Regions from separate parts of the Homo sapiens genome. Here regions 1, 3 and 4 are each linked to region 2. The links are chromatin loops, found by intact Hi-C in ENCODE. Cell type or tissue: ovary. All regions are shown on one strand. Region 1 overlaps SERPINE1 (serpin family E member 1). Region 2 holds the start of ACHE (acetylcholinesterase (Yt blood group)). Region 3 overlaps MUC17 (mucin 17, cell surface associated). Region 4 overlaps NAT16 (N-acetyltransferase 16 (putative)).

Region 1 (5,000 bases), 240 kb before region 2:
TGAGAGTGATGATGTTTTGATCCCCTTCCTTCCTTCCTTCCTTCCTTCCCTCCCTCCCTCCCTCCTTTCCTTCCTTCCTTCCTTTCTTTTTCTTTCTTTCTTTCTTTCTTTCTTTCTTTCTTTCTTTCTTTCTTTCTTTCTTTCTTTCTTTCTTTCTTTCTTTCGTTCTTTCTTTCTTTTTCTTTTTCTTTCTTTCTTTCTCTCTTTCTTTATTTTTCTCTCTCTTTCCTCTGTCTTTCTCTCTCTCTTTCTCTCTTTCTTTTCTTAGAGGAAGAGTCTCACTATGTTGTCCAGGCTGGTCTGAAACTCCTGGCCTCAAGCAATCTTCCTGCCCCGGCCTCCCAAAGTGCTGAGATTACAGGCGTGGGCCACTGCGCCGGACCTGAGAGTGATATTGGCTGGATCCATGGGAAGTCCTAGGTGGAGGAACTGGAACTTGAGCTGGGTTTGAAGAATGGGGAGTGGGAGTAGAGGGGTGGGAAGCATTTGGTGCTGGAAGGAAGTGTCATGAACAGAGTTGGGAACCCACAGTGACAGTGACTTACGAGCAGGCCCATCTGCATAAGTGGAAAGTTTATGGCAGGGGAACATTTTTTTCCTTTTTGAGGATGATTCCCAGGGGCAGAATCAACTTATCCTTGGGGCTTGTGGCAGAGCTGAGGTGACCATTTCATGGACTCCCCCATGTTGGGCCAACCTGGATGTAGGAAGGTCTCTTCCACCCATGAGGTCTATGGACCAACAGGATTTTGATTCTGGGTTTGTTGTTGTCTTTGTAGTTGTTGTTTTTTGAGAGGGAGTCTCGCTCTGCCACCCAGCCTGGAGTTCAGTGATGCAATCTCAGCTCACTGCAACCTCTGCCTCCTGGCTTCAAGTGATTCTCCTGCCTCAGCCTCCCGAGTAGCTGGGATTACAGGCGCCAGCCACCACGCCCGGCTAATTTTTGTATTTTTAGTAGAGACGGGGTTTCACCATGTTGTCCAGGCTGGTCTCAAACTCCTGACCTTAGGTGATCCACCCACCTCGGCTTCCCAAAGTGCTGGGATTACAGGCATGAACCACCACACCTGGCCTAGGCTTCTGATTTCTTGTACCACCGGTGTGAAATGGAGAAGGTGAAGGCAGTGACTGTCCTGACATATTCTTCGTATTTATTTATTTTATTATTTTTTTGAAACATTTTTACATGTTTATTTATCAAAAGTGAAAAAGCATACAATTCAACACAATTTCAATAGCATTTGACACCACCCCTGTGGATCCTGTACATGGCTGACGTCACCGTCCAGTGCAAAATCAAAAAAGAAAGAAAGAAAAACCCCAAAGAAAGAGGATTTTTCAGTGGAGAACATGGTGGGCTGATTAGGCTTCTATTAGATTACATTCATTTCACATCTGTGTGCAATTCTCCCATAAATTGGTCTTTAAAATATATATATATATTTAAAGATATTAGAAATATATATTTAAGTATATTTAAAATATATATATTTTTAAAGAGACGGGGGTCTTGGTATGTTGCCCAGGCTGGTCTTGAACTCCTGGGCTCAAGCAATCCTCCCGCCTTGGCCTCCCAAAGTGCATTACATCCATCTTTGTGCCCTACCCTCTGGCTGGTAGGTTTTCAGAAATATTATCTAAGGTAGTTGAATCCGAGCTGCCTGTCTCTCTCACCCACCCCCCCCTCACGTGTCCACTGCTCACACACAGCAGCCGGAAATGACACATTGAAGTGAGTCACCAATGCGGCTGTGAGTCACCCTGTAATTGGGGAAAGTTCTGTCCTGGTAGGTCATGCAGCCCCTTGCATTTCTGCTCCTAAATCTATTGAACACATTGGAAACCACTCTGTCCTCATCTGAGTCTCTGTCCCCCCACTCCGTCCTTTTGATCCCCTGAAGGAGGATGAAATTGTATGGTCAATTTCCATCAAGGGGAAAAAGAGGGGCGCGGGGGGCGCGAGGGTCTCAGGCGGCCACAAGGTGGCAGTGTGGGCTCCGTCACGCTGGATGTCCGGAGGGGTGTGTGCCAGTCAAGTGGCTGGACTTCCTGAGATACGGTGACACAGACCACAAAGAAACACTAGGAGCGAGTTTAAATAATATTATTTTCCTTAGTAGTTCTCTTTCTCTCTAACAAGCACTCAAGGGCAAGGATATGATAAATATTTAGGTACACCCCTCCCCACCAAGAGATTGGGGGGTGAAGAGCTGGGCACGCATCTGACATTTCTTCCTCTATTCCTATAAAAATAAAAGGAAGCAGAAATCTGCTTCAATGAGTAAACAAGTCACCTACACTCCAAAATAACCCATGCACACTGTTTCTGGGGAGGGAGATGGCCAGGCCAGGAGAGTTGGGCCACATGATGGGGGACATTCACTCTGCCACCTGCAGCACCCCTGTACTGGGGAGGGGTGGCCAGTGCCACAGTGGACTCTGAGATGAAAGGGTGTTTCTTCCACTGGCCTTTGGCCTGTCACCAGCCTCCTCCGCGGTGGCAGGCAGTACAAGAGTGATGGCAATGTGACTGGAACAGAAATAGTTTCTACCAGGCACACAAAAGCTCCTGTAAGCCCCGTAGTTCCATCCTGCAAAGGGCCTCAGTGGGAACCAGGTCTGCAGACCCGAGTGGGCAGAGAGACGGGTGGAAGCAGGTGCCCCAGATGGTCCCGCAGGCGTCACCGTCTGGTTTGGAGACCTTAAGGGAGTTGTGCTTCAAACTTCTCTCCCAGGGTCTCAGGTGGAGACTAGGGAGTTTGACCTAAAGGTCCTCCAAGGAGAGGCCAAGGTCTTGGAGACAGATCTGGTTTACCATCTTTTAACAAAAGGCAAATGTCTTCTCTTCCTTCAGAAAGAGTCATTAACACTAAAATTCTTTTCTTCGGAGTTTCTTCTTTCCCGATGCATCTCCAGTTTTGTCCCAGATGAAGGCGTCTTTCCCCAGGGTCAGGGTTCCATCACTTGGCCCATGAAAAGGACTGTTCCTGAGGGTGGAAGAACCATGGGGGTTGAGAAGCAGAAGGAGTGGGACAGCTCATCAGGCTGGATGTGGGTGGAAGGACTGAGATCTAGGCAGATGAGTGAGCTGTCTGGAGTCGCAGCTGCCTGAGTCACAGAGCGGGGACCCGGCACTGTCTGTGGGTGATAGAAGGTAGCCTCCTCTTGGGACAGGAAGCAGGGTAGGGTTATGGGTTCCCTGCCCAGAGCCCTCTCAGGGATAGAGGGATGTCTGCATCTGTCGGGACTAGTTCCTGAGAGAAAGAATGGGTGGGAGGATGTGGAACGTGATGGGTTCCAGGCTCACCTGTGGGGTTGTGCCGGACCACAAAGAGGAAGGGTCTGTCCATGATGATCTCCTCGGGGGCCATGCGGGCTGAGACTATGACAGCTGCAAGAGAAGGGACAATGTCTTAGAACAGAGGGATGCTGGCACTGGCACCACCCCCACCCCCGCCGTTTTTCTTAGAGACAGGGTCTCCCTCTGTCGCCCAGGTGGGAGTGCAGTGGCACCTTCATGGCTCACTGCAGCCTTGAACTCATGGGCTCAAGTGATCCTCCCACCTCAGTCTCCCAAGTAACTGGGGCTACAGGTGCATGCCACCATGCCTGGCTAATTTTTTTCTAATTTTTGTAGAGACACAGTCTCATTATATTGCCCAGGCTGGTCTCAAATTCCTGGGCTCAAGCGATCCTCCTGCCTCGGCCTCCCAAAGTGCTGGGATTACAGGTGTGAGCCACTAAGCCCAGCTGGAAGTTGTTTGTTTTCCTGAATATGAACCTTAAAAGTTTAGGGACATCCTCTGAGACCTGGTTTCCTCCAGGAGCTTGGTAGCAATGGATCAGCTCTTCCCTTACACACATTTATCTAAATCCTTTAAGGGCTTATTGATAAGCTCTTTCTTTTCTTTTCTTCTCTTTCTTTCTCTTTCTTTCTTTCTTTCTTTCTTTCTTTCTTTCTTTCTTTCTTTCTTTCTTTCTTTCTTTTCTCTCTCTCTCTCTTTCTTTCTTTCTTTTCTTCAGAGTCATGCTCTATTGCCCAGGCTGGAGTGCAGCAGCGTGATCTCGGCTCACTGCAACCTCTGCCTCCTGGATTCAAGTGATTCTCCTGCCTCAGCCTCCCAAGTAGCTGGGACTACAGGCACATGCCACCACGCCTGCCTAATTTTTGTATTTTTAGTAGAGATAGGGTTTTGCCATGTTGCCCAGGCTGGTCTCGAATTCCTGACCTCAAGTGATCCACCTGCCTTGGTCCCCCAAAGCGCTGGGATTACAGGTGGGAGCCACCATGCCCAGCCTGATAAGCATGTTTCTTAAGTTTACTTCCCACTGTGGGAACAACTTGGGTTTTTCTTTAGGAGGCCTTTTCACAGTCAGGGAACTTAGGAGCCATCAGGCGAGGAAACAGGGTTCCATGGTCCCAAGCCCGTTTTCCAGGCTGAGAAACAGGTGGGGAGTGGGTGATGGCTGAGCACAGACAGAGCTGCTCTGTGCCGAGAGGGCTGCGGGGTCCTTTCCGGGTCTGGGGACCAGTTATCCTGAAGGGCGATGGAGGCGACACCCGTGGAGCCTCACCTGAGCCAGACTCACCTGTGGATGAGGAGGCCACCGTGCCACTCTCGTTCACCTCGATCTTCACTTTCTGCAGCGCCTGCGCGACGTGGAGAGGCTCTTGGTCTGAAACAGATGTGGATACAGGATTAGATCAGCTGCCGCTCTCAAGGAGAGGTTCCTTTTTCCTCTTAGGGGCCCCCGCAGTCCACTGGGGTGAGAAAATGCAAAGGAAAGTCTTCTTACCTGAAAGACTCGTGAAGTCAGCCTGAAACTGTCTGAACATGTCGGTCATTCCCAGGTTCTCTAGGGGCTTCCTGAGGTCGACTTCAGTCTCCAGGGAGAACCTGCAGATAGCAGCAAGAGGCTGCTCAAGCCGGGGTCCCCTCTGGCTGGCAGCTCCCACCTTTCCCCATCCCCTACCAGGTGTCCCCCGAATCAAGTGGCCA
Region 2 (5,000 bases):
GTTAGGTGCCTGTGTTGACAACGGTTGCTGAGAGCTCAAGGTGAAAAGAGGGATAGTTCCAGGAAATGATAACCCTGGTGATAAACTATCCCTGCCCTCCCTATCTTCATTGTACAGGCCTAGAAACTCGTGACGACAGAGGTTAGGTGACACCTGCGTGGCACAGTTCGTCTGGAGGGTGACAGGGGCAAGCCTTCATCACTAGCAGGGCCAAAAATCCCTAAAGCCTCAGGACTGGGGCAGGCCTCAGAGCACTCGTTCACAGTTTGTTTCCATCATTTTATTTTTTTGCGGAGAAGGGAGTCTCGCTATGTTGCCCAGGCTAGTCTCCAACTCCTGGACTGAAGCGATCCTCCTGTCTCGGCCTCCCAGAGTGCTGGGATTACAGGCACCGCACTAGGGGCCACACGCGGCCCCATCATTTTAATAATTCATAATTACCACGCTTAGAAACCTGCCTCAGATTCATTCCCCCCGCAGCAACACCCACCATCCACCCTCCTGTCCCCTCCCCCATGCACAGCCCTTACATCTGCTCTTCAGGGATCTCAACTAGGGCACATGGTCTGGCCAGTGAGGAGCCTTCAACTAGTGCGGCCAGAACGCTGAAGGCCGGATACAAGGAGCCTCGGTGTCCAGGCAGGGGATTTGGGGTTGCCTGAGATTGGGGCGGGGAAAGCCGGAGACAGTGGGCACAGATGGCGAGGGGTTCACCTCCCCAACACCCCCAACCCAGCCCAGTCTCCGAGGCCCGAGTGGCTGCTTTTTGCGCCACCTGGCGGCCGTCTCCAGCGAGCGGAGCGCGGGTGACCGTGCCTGCGGGACCCGGTTCCCGTGGGGCGAGCGGGCGTGGGGCCCGCCCAGCTTGGAGAGCCGGGAACCGCGCGGCCCAGGGACTGGCAAGACTCCGGATTCAACCCCTGCGAGGCCCCGCAACCCGGTGCCCGCGGTCCCTGGCGGCGGCGCCCGCGTGCCCGAGGCGCTGCGGGGCGCTGCGGGGCGCGCGGCGGTTAGAGCGAGCGTGTGCGCACGCGCCCACCCCACGCCGCGCCCCGCACCGCCGCGCGCGCGCACGCACGCCCGACGCTGGCCTGCGCCGGCCGCTCTCCCACGCGGGGTCTCGGGGGCTCCTGAGCCGGCCGCCTCCAGGAAGCAGGCGCCGCGCGGTATTGCCGCATGCACCTCGGTCGTGGGGACCCCGCTGCAGCAGCCCTGTCCACACGGGTGAACTCCTGGAGGGCGGGGCGGGGGGCAATCTGCGCGGGTCAGGCCCCTCGGAGCAGGCTGGGGGCGCCCGAGCCAGGCCGCTCCCACCTGCCAGCCGCGTGGCCAATGAATGCTAGGCCTGGTGATGTCATGCCCCGACCGGACCCTGGTGACGAAAGTCCGAAGTCACCCGTCAGGGAACCAGCACAGACCCACCCGCGGGGGTTCCAGAAGTTTCCACTGCCGCCGCGGAGTGCGGCCTCGCCCAGCAGCCTTGCGCGTGCTACCACGCTGTCCTGCCTTCTCAGGTGTCCCAAGTCACCCCTTCCTCCCCCAGGGGTCTCCTGTCTCCATGCCCTCCCACCTCATTTCCACTAGCGATCCCATTTTACATCTCCATTCCCACAGGTGTCCTTTCATCCCCAGGAGTGTCCCACGTCACCTTTTCTGCACCCGTGCCACCTGGACCCCTAAGGGGACGGTACTCTGCCACACTCCCACATGCCTCTCCTCCCATGCCACCCGTCTGTGTCGTGGCCGGGGATGCATGACCCCTTGGCCTTGCGCTAACTTCACCAGCCTCGAGCGAGACCGACAGGGTGTCCAAGTGTGTCCGTCCGTCTGTGAAAGTCGTCCCTGCGTTTGTCTGTGCCTGTCACTGCATGAGGTCGTCCGTCTGCGCGTGTCTGTCTCCACGGGCTTCTGTCCGTCTGTCTGTCACGTGGGTGTCTACTCCGCCGCTGCAGGTCTTTGGGTCGCGTCTGTCACTGCGCTCTGTCGTCGGTCGGCGTCTGGCACTGGAGTGCGTCTGGGCCCCGGGGTCTCCGGGTCTCGGCTCCAAGGGAGGGAGAGAGAGGGGAGGTGGCCACCCGGGAGAGCGGGGAGGGGCGGGGGCGGAGACAGTGGGCGGGGGCGGGCGGGGGCGCTGTGAGGCCCGGAGGGGGTGTGTGCGGGGGGCCGGAGGCGGCGGCTGTCAGAGTCGGCTCAGCCTGCGCCGGGGAACATCGGCCGCCTCCAGCTCCCGGCGCGGCCCGGCCCGGCCCGGCTCGGCCGCCTCAGGTGAGTCTCCCTCCCCGCCCGGGACTCTCCTTAAGGCCCGGGTCCGGGGCACCGTGCGCTCCCCGAGGGGTCCAGGCCCCCCTAACGGGACGGCTCCCGCTTCCCCGGGCCTGCCCCGCGCCGCCCTCCGCTGCCCCGCACTCGTCCGGAACTCTTCCCCGGCCGCCTCACACTCACCGACGCCCACGCAGGAGCCCGAGCCCGCGGGAACGGCCGCCGCCTCTGCGCTCCGATTCCCGCGGGGACCCCCGAGCACCCCTTCCCCGATCGCTCCCTAGTCCGGGGCCACTGGAAGACACCCCCTAATTGGGGCGGTACCCGAGCTGCGCAGGTTCCCGGCGCCGGGCTGGGCACCCCCATCCCCAGGGCCACAAGCCAGCGCCCCTGCGCAGCGCCCCGCAGAGGCCCCCTCCGAGGCCCAGGACGCCCCCTCCCGCGGAGACTCCATCTCTATTTTTTGGGAAGGGGAGGCTCGGCGGAAGCCCCGAGTTATAATTAGCGCCACTCGGGTTTCCTAGTTAATCTCCAGCAGCACCACCACCCCCCGCTCAGGGCGGCGGGGGCTGGGCTAGGAGTGACCGGCGGGAGAGGGGGGAGTTCCCACCCGGGGAATTTTGATCCTTTGGCTGGAGATGCCGGAACCGTAGCAGCTGCTGCCCCCAAAATAGCGCCCCCGCCCCTGCAGCCGGGGATCTCCGGAGTCCCGGGAACGCAGGCGTCCCGGCTCGCCCTTCAGGCGGCTCTGCAAGGCCCTCGAGCCCCCAGGCCCCCTCCCCAAGTTCCCGGCTCCTGGCTCGGGGCGGGGAGCGCCGACCTTTTCTCGGTCTCTACTGCCCTCCGCCGGCGGCGGCGTGCACGGCAGCTTCAGACGGATGGGGGGCTCTCGAGTCCTGGGGGACGCGGGCTGGCGAGCCTGTTTGCTGGGGCTGGGCTGGGAGCGTGCGCAGCTGATGGGAACCCGCGGGCATCAGCGCTCGGTGCCAGACATTGGATGAGAAGGGGCAGGGTTGGGTGGGGAGTGGACTAGGCAGGATTTGGGGGACCCCGGGACCTGAGGCTTCCACACCCTGAATGCCCAGCCCACCGCCCCCCAGGGCCCCGGGTCTGGCCGACCCAGGAGAGCGGGGCTGCGCTTCAGGCCGCCGCAAGCTCCCCCAGCGGCGCTGCCCGTCCGTGAGGCCGCGCCCTGTCGGGTGGCCTGTTCGTGGACTGAGGCTTCTGGTGCCCTCACTGCACGAGCTGGGCCCGGCCCAGTTCCGGGAAGAGGTGAGGGCAGTGGACCCCTGCGGAGCAGAGAGGGTGCTCCTCTCTGTTCCCTGCATTTGTCTGGATATGGGTGTCTGCCTGATCTCTTTCCCCTCCTGCCCGCTGGCCTGTGTCCTTGTCTCTGCCTGTCTCCTTCCCTCCCTCCCTCTCTCCCCTCATCTTTGCCAACCTGCCCCACCTCCTCTGCAGCTGAGCGATAACCCTTGGGCCGACAGTGCCCTAATCTCCTCCCTCCTGGCTTCTCGACCGACCCTTCACCCTTTCCCTTTCTTTCTCCCAGCAGACGCCGCCTGCCCTGCAGCCATGAGGCCCCCGCAGTGTCTGCTGCACACGCCTTCCCTGGCTTCCCCACTCCTTCTCCTCCTCCTCTGGCTCCTGGGTGGAGGAGTGGGGGCTGAGGGCCGGGAGGATGCAGAGCTGCTGGTGACGGTGCGTGGGGGCCGGCTGCGGGGCATTCGCCTGAAGACCCCCGGGGGCCCTGTCTCTGCTTTCCTGGGCATCCCCTTTGCGGAGCCACCCATGGGACCCCGTCGCTTTCTGCCACCGGAGCCCAAGCAGCCTTGGTCAGGGGTGGTAGACGCTACAACCTTCCAGAGTGTCTGCTACCAATATGTGGACACCCTATACCCAGGTTTTGAGGGCACCGAGATGTGGAACCCCAACCGTGAGCTGAGCGAGGACTGCCTGTACCTCAACGTGTGGACACCATACCCCCGGCCTACATCCCCCACCCCTGTCCTCGTCTGGATCTATGGGGGTGGCTTCTACAGTGGGGCCTCCTCCTTGGACGTGTACGATGGCCGCTTCTTGGTACAGGCCGAGAGGACTGTGCTGGTGTCCATGAACTACCGGGTGGGAGCCTTTGGCTTCCTGGCCCTGCCGGGGAGCCGAGAGGCCCCGGGCAATGTGGGTCTCCTGGATCAGAGGCTGGCCCTGCAGTGGGTGCAGGAGAACGTGGCAGCCTTCGGGGGTGACCCGACATCAGTGACGCTGTTTGGGGAGAGCGCGGGAGCCGCCTCGGTGGGCATGCACCTGCTGTCCCCGCCCAGCCGGGGCCTGTTCCACAGGGCCGTGCTGCAGAGCGGTGCCCCCAATGGACCCTGGGCCACGGTGGGCATGGGAGAGGCCCGTCGCAGGGCCACGCAGCTGGCCCACCTTGTGGGCTGTCCTCCAGGCGGCACTGGTGGGAATGACACAGAGCTGGTAGCCTGCCTTCGGACACGACCAGCGCAGGTCCTGGTGAACCACGAATGGCACGTGCTGCCTCAAGAAAGCGTCTTCCGGTTCTCCTTCGTGCCTGTGGTAGATGGAGACTTCCTCAGTGACACCCCAGAGGCCCTCATCAACGCGGGAGACTTCCACGGCCTGCAGGTAACTAGTGGCTAGCTGGCGTGAAGCTGGCTCCTCTGGGTCCCAACGGTCCCTCCCCTCCCTGCAGGGACCCAGGCATGAGGGCTTCTCCAGGCCCA
Region 3 (5,000 bases), 160 kb before region 2:
ACAGGTTTGACCAGATGCCACCCTGTTTTCTAATCCCAGCCTCATACCCATTGGTTTCATGATCTTGGGCAAGTTGCTAGGATGTCTGCCTTGGTTGCCCTCATTGGTGGACTGGGAATGATGAAAGGTACTTTGCACATGGTAGGTGGTCATTGGGTTTATTTTTCTTTTTGAATACAGAGTTGTTTTGCTCTTATTGCCCTGGCTGGAGTGCAATGGTGCAATCTCGGCTCACTGTAACTTCTGCCTCCCAGGTTCAAGTGATTCTTCTGCCTCAGCCTCCCAAGTAGCTGGGGTTACAGGTGTGTGCCACCACACCTGGCTAATTTTCCTATTTTTAGTAGAGACGGGAATTCACCATGTTGGCCAGGCTGGTCTCAAACTCCTGACCTCAGGTGATCCACCGGCCTCAGCCTCCCAAAGTGCTGAGATTACAGATGTGAGTCACCACGCCCAGCTACTCAGTTTTGTTGTTGTTGTTGTGTTTTTTTTGTTTGTTTGTTTTTTGTTTTTTGTTTTTACAGCTGAGGGAGCAGAGGTTCAGAGAGAAGAAGTTACTTTCCCAAGCTCACGCAGGTAGTAAATGGCTCACCAAGAGTGGACCTGGGCAGCCTATGGGTCTGGGTGCTCTGTCCTGCCTCTCCGTTTCACAGATAGGATGAGAGAGTGGGAAGGTGCTGAGATTTCAGTTCCAGATGGGATGTGGGGTCTGTAGCCCTGTTAAGTCCCCGCTCCCATGGCCACAGATGCCTATGGGAGGCAGGAGGCAGGTCTGAAAGTGAAGATGTATGAATTCAGCTCAGTTTTGGGAACTGAGGATTGTTCATTACTGGGTATGTACTCCAAGGAAAAATAAACTATTCTACCCCCAACACACCTGCACCTGTACGTTTATTGCAGCACTATTCACAGTAACAAAGACATGGAATCAACCTAGGTGCCCATCAATGGTGGATTGGGTAAAGAAAATGTGGTACATGTACACCATGGAATACTATGCAGCCATAAATAAAACAATGAAATCGTCCTTTGCAGCAACGTGGATGCAACTAGAGGCCATTATCCTAAATGAATTAACACAAAGACAGAGAACCAAATACCGCATGTTCTTGCTTATAAGTGAGTGCTAAACATTGAGTGTACATGGACGCAAATATGGGAACAGCTGACACTGGGGACCCCAAAATCAGAGAAGGAGGGAGGGGGTCAAGGGTCGGAAAAATACCTATTGGGGCCGGGTGTGGTGGCTCATGCCTGTAATCTCAGCATTTTGGGACGCCAAGGCAGGCAGATCACTTGAGGTCAGGCATTCCAGACCAGCCTGGCTAACATGGCAAAACTCCGTCTCTACTAAAAATATAAAAATTAACCAGGCAAGGTGGTGCACGCCTGTAATCCCAGCTACTCGGGAGGCTGAGGCAGGAGAACCACTTGAACCCGGGAGGCAGAGGTTGCAGTGAGCTGAGATTGTGCCACTGCGCTCCAGCCTGGGTGACCGCGAGTCTCGGTCTCAAAAAAAAAAAAAAAAAAAGAAGAAAAGAAAAAAAGAGAAAAACTACCTATTGGGTACTATGCTCACTACCTGTGTGACAGATTTATTCATACTCTAAGCCTCAGCACCACACAATATACCTTTGAAACAAACCTGCACATGTACCCCTTGAGTCTAAAATTAAAAAAAAAAAGGTCAGGTTCGTGGTAATTTTTTATTTGTAACTTTTCTAATTTTTAATTTCCAATTTTGCTTAATTCGAAAAAATACATACCACTTTAGAGCAAATAGGACACAACGTTAACAACTGATAACTCCAGGTGAAGGTTATATGGGGTTCACTGTTATATATACATATATATGTGTAATTTTTTTTTTTTTTTAAGACAGACTCTCTCTGTCACCCAGGCTGGAATGCAGTGGTACGATCTCCGCTCACTGCAACCTCCGCCTCCCAGGTTCAAGCCATTCTCCTGCCTCAGCCTCCTAAGTAAGTGGGATTACAGGCATGCGCCACCATTCCCGGCTAGTTTTTGTATTTTTAATAGAGTCAGGGTTTTACCATGTTGGCCAGGCTGGTCTTGAACTCCTGACCTCAGGTGATCCGCCTGCCTCGGCCTCCCAAAGTGCTGGGATTACAGGCGTGAGCCACCACGCCCAGGTAGGGTTCACTTTTTTAACTTTATTGTTTTAACTTCCCTGTAGATTTGCAAATTTTCAAAATTAAAAAAAAAAAAAAAGGCCGGGCATAGTGGCTCATGCCTGGAATCCCAGCATTTTGGGAGACAGAAGTGGTTGGATCGTTTGAGCCTAGGAATTCAAGACCAGCCTGGACAATACAGCGAAACCCCGTCTCTACGAAAAAATTAAAAATTAGCCGGGCGTGGTGGCCGGCATCTGTGGTCTCAGTTACTTGGGAGGCTGAGGCTGGAGGAATTCTTGAGCCCAGGAGCTCAAGGTTGCAGTGAGCAGTGATCACACCACTGTGCTTTGGCCTTTGCGAAAGAGTGAGACTTTGTTTCAAAAAAAGGAAAAGAAAAGAAACAGAATTTTGATGGCAAATATGGAAATGATCAAGTGTAACGGAATATTTTTGTCACAGGAGAGGCCAGAAGGGGACCGCTGAGAAACGGCATGGTGCCTGCAGGTGCTCAGAGTGTCCAGTAGGGGGAAGCAGAGTCCAGGTTCTGTCTCAGGTTAGGCTTTGAAGCGGGTGGCGGGTGGGACAGACTTTCAAGAATACAATGAATCCTGAGCGGCATGGCTGGAATAACAATAATTATTAAAAAGCGTCCTAGGAATATTAAGAAGGACAGCGATGAAAGAGGCTTTAGAAATAACCTAGTCCTTATTCGGCAGAAGGCAAGACTGAGTCCAAATAGATTTTTCCCAGATTTAACCCAAGGAATTCACGAGAAAGCTTGAAATAGAACCCAGGTCTCTATCTCTTTAGATGTATGGAAAGAAATAAAAGCCCGTTTTCAGAAGGAGAGCTTGCAAAATTTGGTTTTCTTTGGTAGGAAGTGAGTCTCTCTCTCTCTCTCTCTCTCTCTCTCTCTCTCTCTCTCTCTCCCCCCCCCCCCTCTGTGTGTATGTGTATATGTGTGTGTGTGTCTGTCTGTCTGTCTGCCTTGCCTCTTGGACACCAGCAAATGGTGTCAGTGGAGTTCAAGGAATGGTCCTCTTTCCACTGCAAATCTCTCTCTTGTTGTCTTGAACCCCAAAAGCATCCGATTTTATGTTCTGGAGGAGAGAGAGAGAGTCTGGGAGGTTAGAAACAGGAGCTATGGGAAACAGGAGGAAAGATCTGGGAACCATGAAAATTGTAATAAAATTGCTTTATTATTTTTAGTTACTACAAATATATATTATAATATTTACTAAGGAAAAAATCAGAACTCATAACAATAAGAACTTAAAAAATACCCACAATCTTATATACCAAAAGGTAAATGCTCTATATTTAAATACAGGTGTTTTTCATGAAGATGGTATGCAATAATTCTTATGAGAGCATTTTGTGATATGTAAAGTGCATGCAGTCCAGTGTCCAAGGGGTCATGGTTGTAAACAGCGGGTCGAGGGCGCTGTCCATGGTACTGAACCCGGGCAGATGAGGGGAGGAACATCTCTGAGCTTGTTTGGAAGTGCTAGCAGGGAAGTCCAGATAGATACTTGTATGCCTTTGACTGAAGCGTGGTCCTCCTCTATCAGAGAAGGTCGTCCTCTCGTCCTCTTCAACTGAGCATGCAGCTTTAGGAGGGACACATATGGGGCAGTGAGGGAGGACGGGGACACCCGCCTGCTCAGCCAGATCAACCAAATCAATCCTGGCGATCAATGGGGTGAAAGATGTTGCAGTCAGAGTACCCTCAAATCTGGAGCGTCTTTGAAAAATGAGCAGGAAAGCCTAGCCTGATATCATGACAAGCCCATTGGAGCGTCCACGGGTTTCTATTTGAGAATCTCCCAGCACTGCTGTCTCTCCTCTTTCTCCTTGGTAAGTACAGGGCTTGTTTCCTGTACTTACAATGGGAACATTGAGTTCCCATGGAAGGCTCTCAATGGGAAAATGCTCCACCAAGCTTAGCCGGACTGGGATCTCCTCACTCCCAGACTTCTCAGCTCCATGCCTTAAAATGATGTCGTCATTACCTGAGGCCTCTGAATTCGGATCTGAAAAGAGAGATAAAACCAAGTGAGGGCTCAGCCCATGAGGAATTTGGGATTCTGGAAGCATAAGGAGGATTGGGATAGGAAGTGTTCTGTTTAATTATTTTTATTTTTTATTATTTTTTTGAGACAGGGTCTTACTCTGCCATCCAGGCTGGAGTGCAGTGGCACAATCACGGCTCACCATGGCCTGTAACTTCTGGCCTCAAGCAATCCTCCCACCTCAGCCTCCCAAGTAGCTAGGACTACATGTGCACACAACCACACCTGAATAATTTTTAAATTTTTTGTAGAGATGAGGTTTCACTATGTTGCCCAGGGTGATCTCAAACTCCTGGGCTCAAGCAATCCATCCACTTCGACCTCCCCAAGTGCCGGGATTACAGGTGTGAGCCACTGTACCTGGCTATGATTATTATTTCTTTTATAGCAACAGAGTCTCACTTTGTTGCCCAGGCTGGTCCTAAACTCCTGACTTCAGACAATCTTCCTGCCTTGGCCTCACGAAGTTCTGGGATTGCAGGCATGAGCCACCGCACCTGGCCTAAGTGGTTGGTTTAGAACTTGTCCCATTACCTGGATTCTAGCACAAACCAATTGTGCCTTCCCCTCCCCGCCAGGTAGGTTTACAGTTATCCTTGCTGGAGATTTCATCCTTGCCCAAAGGGCTATGTCAAGGGAGCATAGCACCTGAAGACGTTCACACTTGTTATTTCTCCTACCCTCAAATATCCATCTAGTTTAAATCATATTAAAGCAGTGATCAAGGAGTGGTCACTTTTTGCCCAAGTGACCAATCTCGGCCTTAATCATGAGGGGAAAACCTGATGTTATA
Region 4 (5,000 bases), 270 kb before region 2:
CTGGGAAGTCCCCTCTGACTCCTGCCCTCCTGCCCTTACCGGCGCAGGTCCCCCCACTCTGTCCCTTTTGCCCTTACTATCTTGCCTCTAGCTCCCCCAAACACCATTGCCCACTCCCTGACCTGAACTTGCGGACTATTAGGTGGGGGCTGGGGGTGGGGGCCTTGAGCTGCTGTTATCCACCCTCTGTTTTTCCAAAGAACTGGTCCCCGCACAGGCTTCAGAGTCCTTCCTTCCCTCTCCATCACCTCACCCGGGGCGTGAACTCCCCCTTTCCTGGCTTCTCCCTTCTGCCCCCTCGTGGGTGGAAGAACTCAGGAGTGTGTGGGATGCCCAGCCTCGTTCCCGAGCGCAGCCGCCCAATCCGCGTTTCTTTTCTTCCTTCTGCCCTTTCTAAAGCCCTAAAAACTGGTCCTGCATTGCCCTCCACACCCCAATCCCCTCCCCCTGCTCAAGCTTCTGGTGCCAGAGATCAGTGCCCTCTCCCCACTTCTCTCTAGCCCCTCATCCTCATCCTCGCTGGATCTCTACGACGCTTAACACCGCAGTGCCCATTTTTCTGTCCCTGTTTTCCTTCCCATCACCAGCCCAGTGTGCAATCCAGAGAGAGAGAGAGTGATACTGTAAAATGAAATGTATTTAGAATGCTCCCCCATTTGGGTCCTTGTTCATCTGGTGATGCACTTTCTGAGCCTGCCTCTCTCACTGGGGTTTCCTCCTGCTTTGCACAACTTTGCTATTTCGCAGGCTCCCCCGTGCCCCAGCTCACCCGAGCCGGGCGGGGTGGTGGTGGTGGTGGTGGTGTGTGTGTGGTGTGGTTCTAGCTGAAGAGTTTGGTACAGTGGAGGGCGGGTCCCTCAGCCTGGCATAGGGGCTGTCTCCTGGTTCCAACCAGGCCGCCTTCTAGTGCAACTGGAATTCCCACCTCCTGGTATTTCTGGACACCACTCCCTTTCTCTGGATCATTTATGCTTTTAGAACTTTGAGAGTCTTCTATTTAATTGCAAGTAGTAACAGCTGCATCTGCACAGCGCTGTCTCCAATACTGGTTCCCCACATCAAAGGCAGAGGGAGAAAACAGAAGGCTGGGAAAGATCAAAGTGACTTCTAAGTCATTCAAAGTAGCTAGGAGCCTCCCAGCGAATAGAACCCGGGTGTCCCAAGCCTAGAGCATGACCTAGAACTTCACTCTGTGGGATGATGTTAGCTTGAACTTCTTGTTGGGCAATGCGTAGGTGCTAGGAGAATGTTGACAGTGAGTTTGGGGTTCGCTGGGATGGGATCCGAGATGTGGGCAGAGGTGGACACCAGCAGGTGGAAGAATGTGGACAAGGTGGGGGGTAGGGGCAGCCGCCGCTTCGCCACTTTCCGCAGCTCTGGTTTTGCTACTGTGCTGCTCTCCTTGGGTGCATCCTGTGCCTGGCCACGCTGCCACCCTCCTTGTCACGGTGACCACGATTGTATGACAATAAAATGGACCTTTTGGCCACCCTCTGTGTCTGTTTCACTTCCCAATGGGGAGAAATGAGACACATTATCTTCCCCTTTCCCCAGCAGCCTGTATCAGAGAGGATCTCTAAGCCCTGTGGCAATGGGGCTAATGACTTCCCGGGGAGAGGGGGGAGGTGGAGAGGGGTTCTGAGGAGGGCTGCTGGCTGTGCGCCCCTACCCCACCCCTGCCAAGCGGAGGAAAGAAGCCGCTGCTCAGGACCGAGGTGGGCAGCAGCACGGCCTCCTGACTCGCCCTGGGCCTCGCTTTTCCCTGGACCTGGGAGTCGGCTGCTACCCAAATTCTGTGAGTTCTTCTCCCAAGTCCCACTTGGCATCCAAGACCAGCTTCCATCAGCCAGGATCCAGGCATCTAACCCCCAGTTCCAGACTTGCCCGTGGCCAGCCGGTATCGCTTTCCCCTTTTCTAGGTGGGCAACCCGTGGTGGGTGGAGGAGGTGGAGAGAGCCTGGGCACCGCCCCCGCGAAGCCTGCTCTGGATTGGCGGAGACTGCGATCCCCCAAAGTAACACACGGGGGCGCCAGGACGTGCGCGGACGCGGGCAAGGCAGCACAAGGTGGTTTTCGTCCGTGTGAGTGTGTCCGTGGGCGTCTTTGTGTGTCTGCGTTTCTGTACATGTGTGTACGAGTCAGGGGGTGTCTGGGTGGGATGGATTCGGGACAACGTGCCTGGTGTACCCCAGAATCAGGTACCTCAAGTGGTTTTTTTTCTGTTGCTTTTTGATGAGGACGATGCTTGATATGTTACTATGTGCGTGTGGACGGGGAGGCAGGCGACTTGTGTGTATTGTCGAGTGTGCACAGCGCAGCCTGTGAGTCCCTGCAACCGCGTCTTGGGTCTCTGAAGTCGCATTCCTTGAGGGTTTTGGCGCCCCTCCCTCCACCTGGTAAAAGGAATGAGTGAGAACACTTAGAGCACACCTCCATTGCCCTGCACACATCTCCAGCCTAGGTCTGGGTAACTGCTAGGCTAGGTGTGACATTGTGTTTGTGTAAGTGGGTGTGTCTCCGAATCTCAGTGTGATTCTGTAGGACAGTGTGTTATGTGTGTGACAGGTGGAAGTTGAAGGAGGCTGGTTCAGGATGACAGAAGTGGTTTTCTTTCTCTTGGTGGATACCACCTTGATGGTGTGTGTGTGTCTGTGTGTGTATTTGAGTGTGTGTGTGTGTGTGTGTGTTAGTCTCTCCAGTGGCTCTCTCTTCGTGTCTCTCCCCATCTCTGTCTCTTTCTCTCTCTCTTTCTTGGTGACTCATCTCTGCGGCGTTGCCCTCCCCCGCTTGCTGGGTCTCCCCTCCCCCACTCAGGAGTGGGTGGGGGTCTGAGGGCGAATGGGACCTCAGGACTAAAAATCAGGGTGGGCACCCCCTTCCCATCACTCATCATTCCAGACCCTCCCGTAGCCCCCAGCCCACCCCTCAGTCCCTTCCCCAGGATTCCCCAGCTCTGGGATGGGGAGAGGATAGGGCAAGAGTGTGTTCTAAATGGGGCAATTTTCAGGGGGCCTTCAGCATCTTCTGTAAGTTCAAAGTGGAGACCCCTTCCCCTCTCATAAAGTGCCCCCTCCCTGCCTGCCCCTCCACCATGGCTGACGCAGTTAAAGGCTGCAGAGGTGAGTCACCGGTTGGGGGGAGGGGGAGGAGAAGAGGGGACCGGTGAGCTTCGGGGTCCACAAGCCCCTGCTCTCTCTTTCTCTCCCAGACCTTCTCAGGGAAAAGACCCAGTGCTCTTCCCCACTCTCCTGGTTTTCCACATCTTCAGCTTGGAACCCTACGATGCTGGACCCCATCTTCTCCAGCTACCCTCTTGGAGGGAGATTTAGAAACAAATACAAAGAGAGATGATGGATTCACACAAACAAGTCAGAACCAATACCAGGCATCCCCAACTAGGTCCCCATATGGGCTCTGCCTTTTCCAGCACTCTGTCTCTCCCAGTCTCTTCACTTCTCTTTCTTTTTCTACTGTCTCCCTCCTTTCCCTATCCCAAGAACCTGTGCCCAGTCCAGAAGCCCCTAGAGGCAGCAGGGTATGAAGGGCACAGCTCACCCCCAGTAGAGGCGAGTAGTGTGTGAATGAGCTGACCCAGGTAGGGAACTGGGATGGAGAGAGGCAGAAACAGAATGAGTCCAGAGACCATGCAGACAGAGTCAAGACCCAGATTGTGGAATCTCCAAGCCTTTTGTGCCCCAGGCATTCATATCCACCCCGCTCCCTCACGACAGGACGACTGGAGCCTTGGGGATGCTGATTTCTGAGAAACTCTCCTGGGCTTGTGAGCTTAAGTGGAGGAAGGGAGGGATGTGGAGTGGGGGCATGTGTGTGCTTACACACACATTGTTGTGTACCACCAAGCCAGGCACACTTTTTGGACACCAGCGGATGCCCAGAACTGGGTGTGCTCAAAGACTCCAAACTGCATGGGCATACAGGCATGCAGAAGAGATAAAAAAAAAAAACAAAAAAAAACAACCCAGCACACACACACGCGCGCGTGCACACACACCCACACCTGGAAGCAAACACAAACACAGCCACACAGACTGGAATAGAACATCACATAGTTAAATTGGAAACACTACCATGCCCATCCACTCTTGATCTGATTAAATACACAATTGCTTCCCCCCATTCCCTTTCTTTTTCTCCCCGCCCCGGCCATGTATCTCATTCATCTCCATACACACATAAACACACATGCACAAGCCATGTACATGTACACGCAGGTGTGTGTGCATACACAAGCCAACAGGCAAATACAGTTTCTCCAGGTGCCCGTCTTCTCTCATCTTGCAACTTGGTCTCTGATCCCCATCAGCCACTCAGTCAGCCCCCTTGGCTCCCTCCCTCCCCTCTCCCTTCTCTCTTGGATGGCTTCCCCTCCCCCTCTCCAGATGTCTGAGCCATCTCTCTCTGATTCATCCTCCTCAGGAAGGTAACGTGACCCCCTCCCCATCCCACTGCTCTCTGTATCCAGGCTGGGAAGATGAAGGGGACATGGGGGCGGGGAGAGGAAGGAGGGGAGGCCGTGGTTAGTTGTGCGTGGGGATGGGAGGCATCGCCTCGGGGTCTCCTACCCCCTCTTTTCCCTCCTTTCTTTGGAATCTCCACTGTCACCTTGGTTCTCAGTTTTTTTTTCTCCTTTAGCCTGCTCCTTCTACCTGTTCCAGATCCCTTCATTCCTTCCTCCTCCCCTGCCCCCATCTCTTCTCTCTTTTCTCCCTCTCCACTCCTCCCCATTTCTTTCCCCGCAGAGCTGATGGGCTTTCTTCTGGGAAAGTCGAGCCACTGATGGAAGCGAGAAGCCACTGCTGGTTATAGAGAGAAAGCACGTGAGTGTGTGTGTAGGGAGGGGGAGGTTAGAAGGAGGGTCAGTGCCAGGAAGAGGTGAGGAGGGGGGCGAGGACCGTTTCTGAAAGAGTCTCTAAGACCCTGACAGACAGCCCTGACCTTGGTTTCCAGAGTCTCAGGGTGCGGGTGCCCTGCGTGTGCCC

The links. A loop is a pair of places that touch in the nucleus more often than their neighbours do. Peaks named below come from ENCODE experiments on the same cell type or tissue, not always from the same donor. Only the 100,000 strongest peaks of a DNase experiment are listed, where the experiment ranks them.
Region 1: it touches region 2 in a loop (3-fold over the local background); 20 of 110 quality-filtered maps call a loop at or near these places.
Region 3: it touches region 2 in a loop (5-fold over the local background); 109 of 110 quality-filtered maps call a loop at or near these places.
Region 4: it touches region 2 in a loop (3-fold over the local background); 18 of 110 quality-filtered maps call a loop at or near these places.

The regions. Positions count from the first base shown.
Region 1 is chr7:101,135,392-101,140,391 of GRCh38, reverse strand. SERPINE1 (serpin family E member 1) reads right to left here. Exons shown (of 9, transcript NM_000602.5): 6 at 4,798-4,898; 7 at 4,591-4,677; 8 at 3,308-3,391; 9 at 1,145-2,987. The coding sequence ends at 2,950. Among named protein-coding and RNA genes, the nearest start is that of SERPINE1, 11 kb to the right of the region's middle. RefSeq lists enhancers at 1,505-2,280, 4,569-5,000. In ovary, a CTCF peak has its summit at 1,942 (motif pointing right); DNase peaks (open chromatin) are centred at 1,701, 2,011 and 3,380; H3K27ac peaks cover 892 bases.
Region 2 is chr7:100,893,067-100,898,066 of GRCh38, reverse strand. It overlaps ACHE (acetylcholinesterase (Yt blood group)), which reads left to right and starts at 2,179. Exons shown (of 5, transcript NM_000665.5): 1 at 2,179-2,265; 2 at 3,815-4,902. The coding sequence starts at 3,835. RefSeq lists silencers at 826-905, 2,128-2,277, 2,338-2,387 and enhancers at 1,742-2,362, 4,634-5,000. In ovary, CTCF peaks have their summits at 800 (motif pointing left) and 3,080 (motif pointing left); a DNase peak (open chromatin) is centred at 3,133; H3K4me3 peaks cover 2,225 bases.
Region 3 is chr7:101,057,171-101,062,170 of GRCh38, reverse strand. MUC17 (mucin 17, cell surface associated) reads right to left here. Exons shown (of 13, transcript NM_001040105.2): 13 at 3,312-4,168. The coding sequence ends at 4,127. It also overlaps the pseudogene RN7SKP54. Among named protein-coding and RNA genes, the nearest start is that of TRIM56, 26 kb to the left of the region's middle. In ovary, a CTCF peak has its summit at 2,660 (motif pointing right); DNase peaks (open chromatin) are centred at 2,660 and 3,590.
Region 4 is chr7:101,166,985-101,171,984 of GRCh38, reverse strand. NAT16 (N-acetyltransferase 16 (putative)) reads left to right here. Exons shown (of 4, transcript NM_198571.3): 4 at 1-1,489. It also overlaps a transcript of VGF not described here. Among named protein-coding and RNA genes, the nearest start is that of VGF, 3.9 kb to the right of the region's middle. RefSeq lists an enhancer at 1-432 and a silencer at 3,001-3,171. In ovary, a CTCF peak has its summit at 2,022; a DNase peak (open chromatin) is centred at 2,014; H3K27me3 peaks cover 113 bases.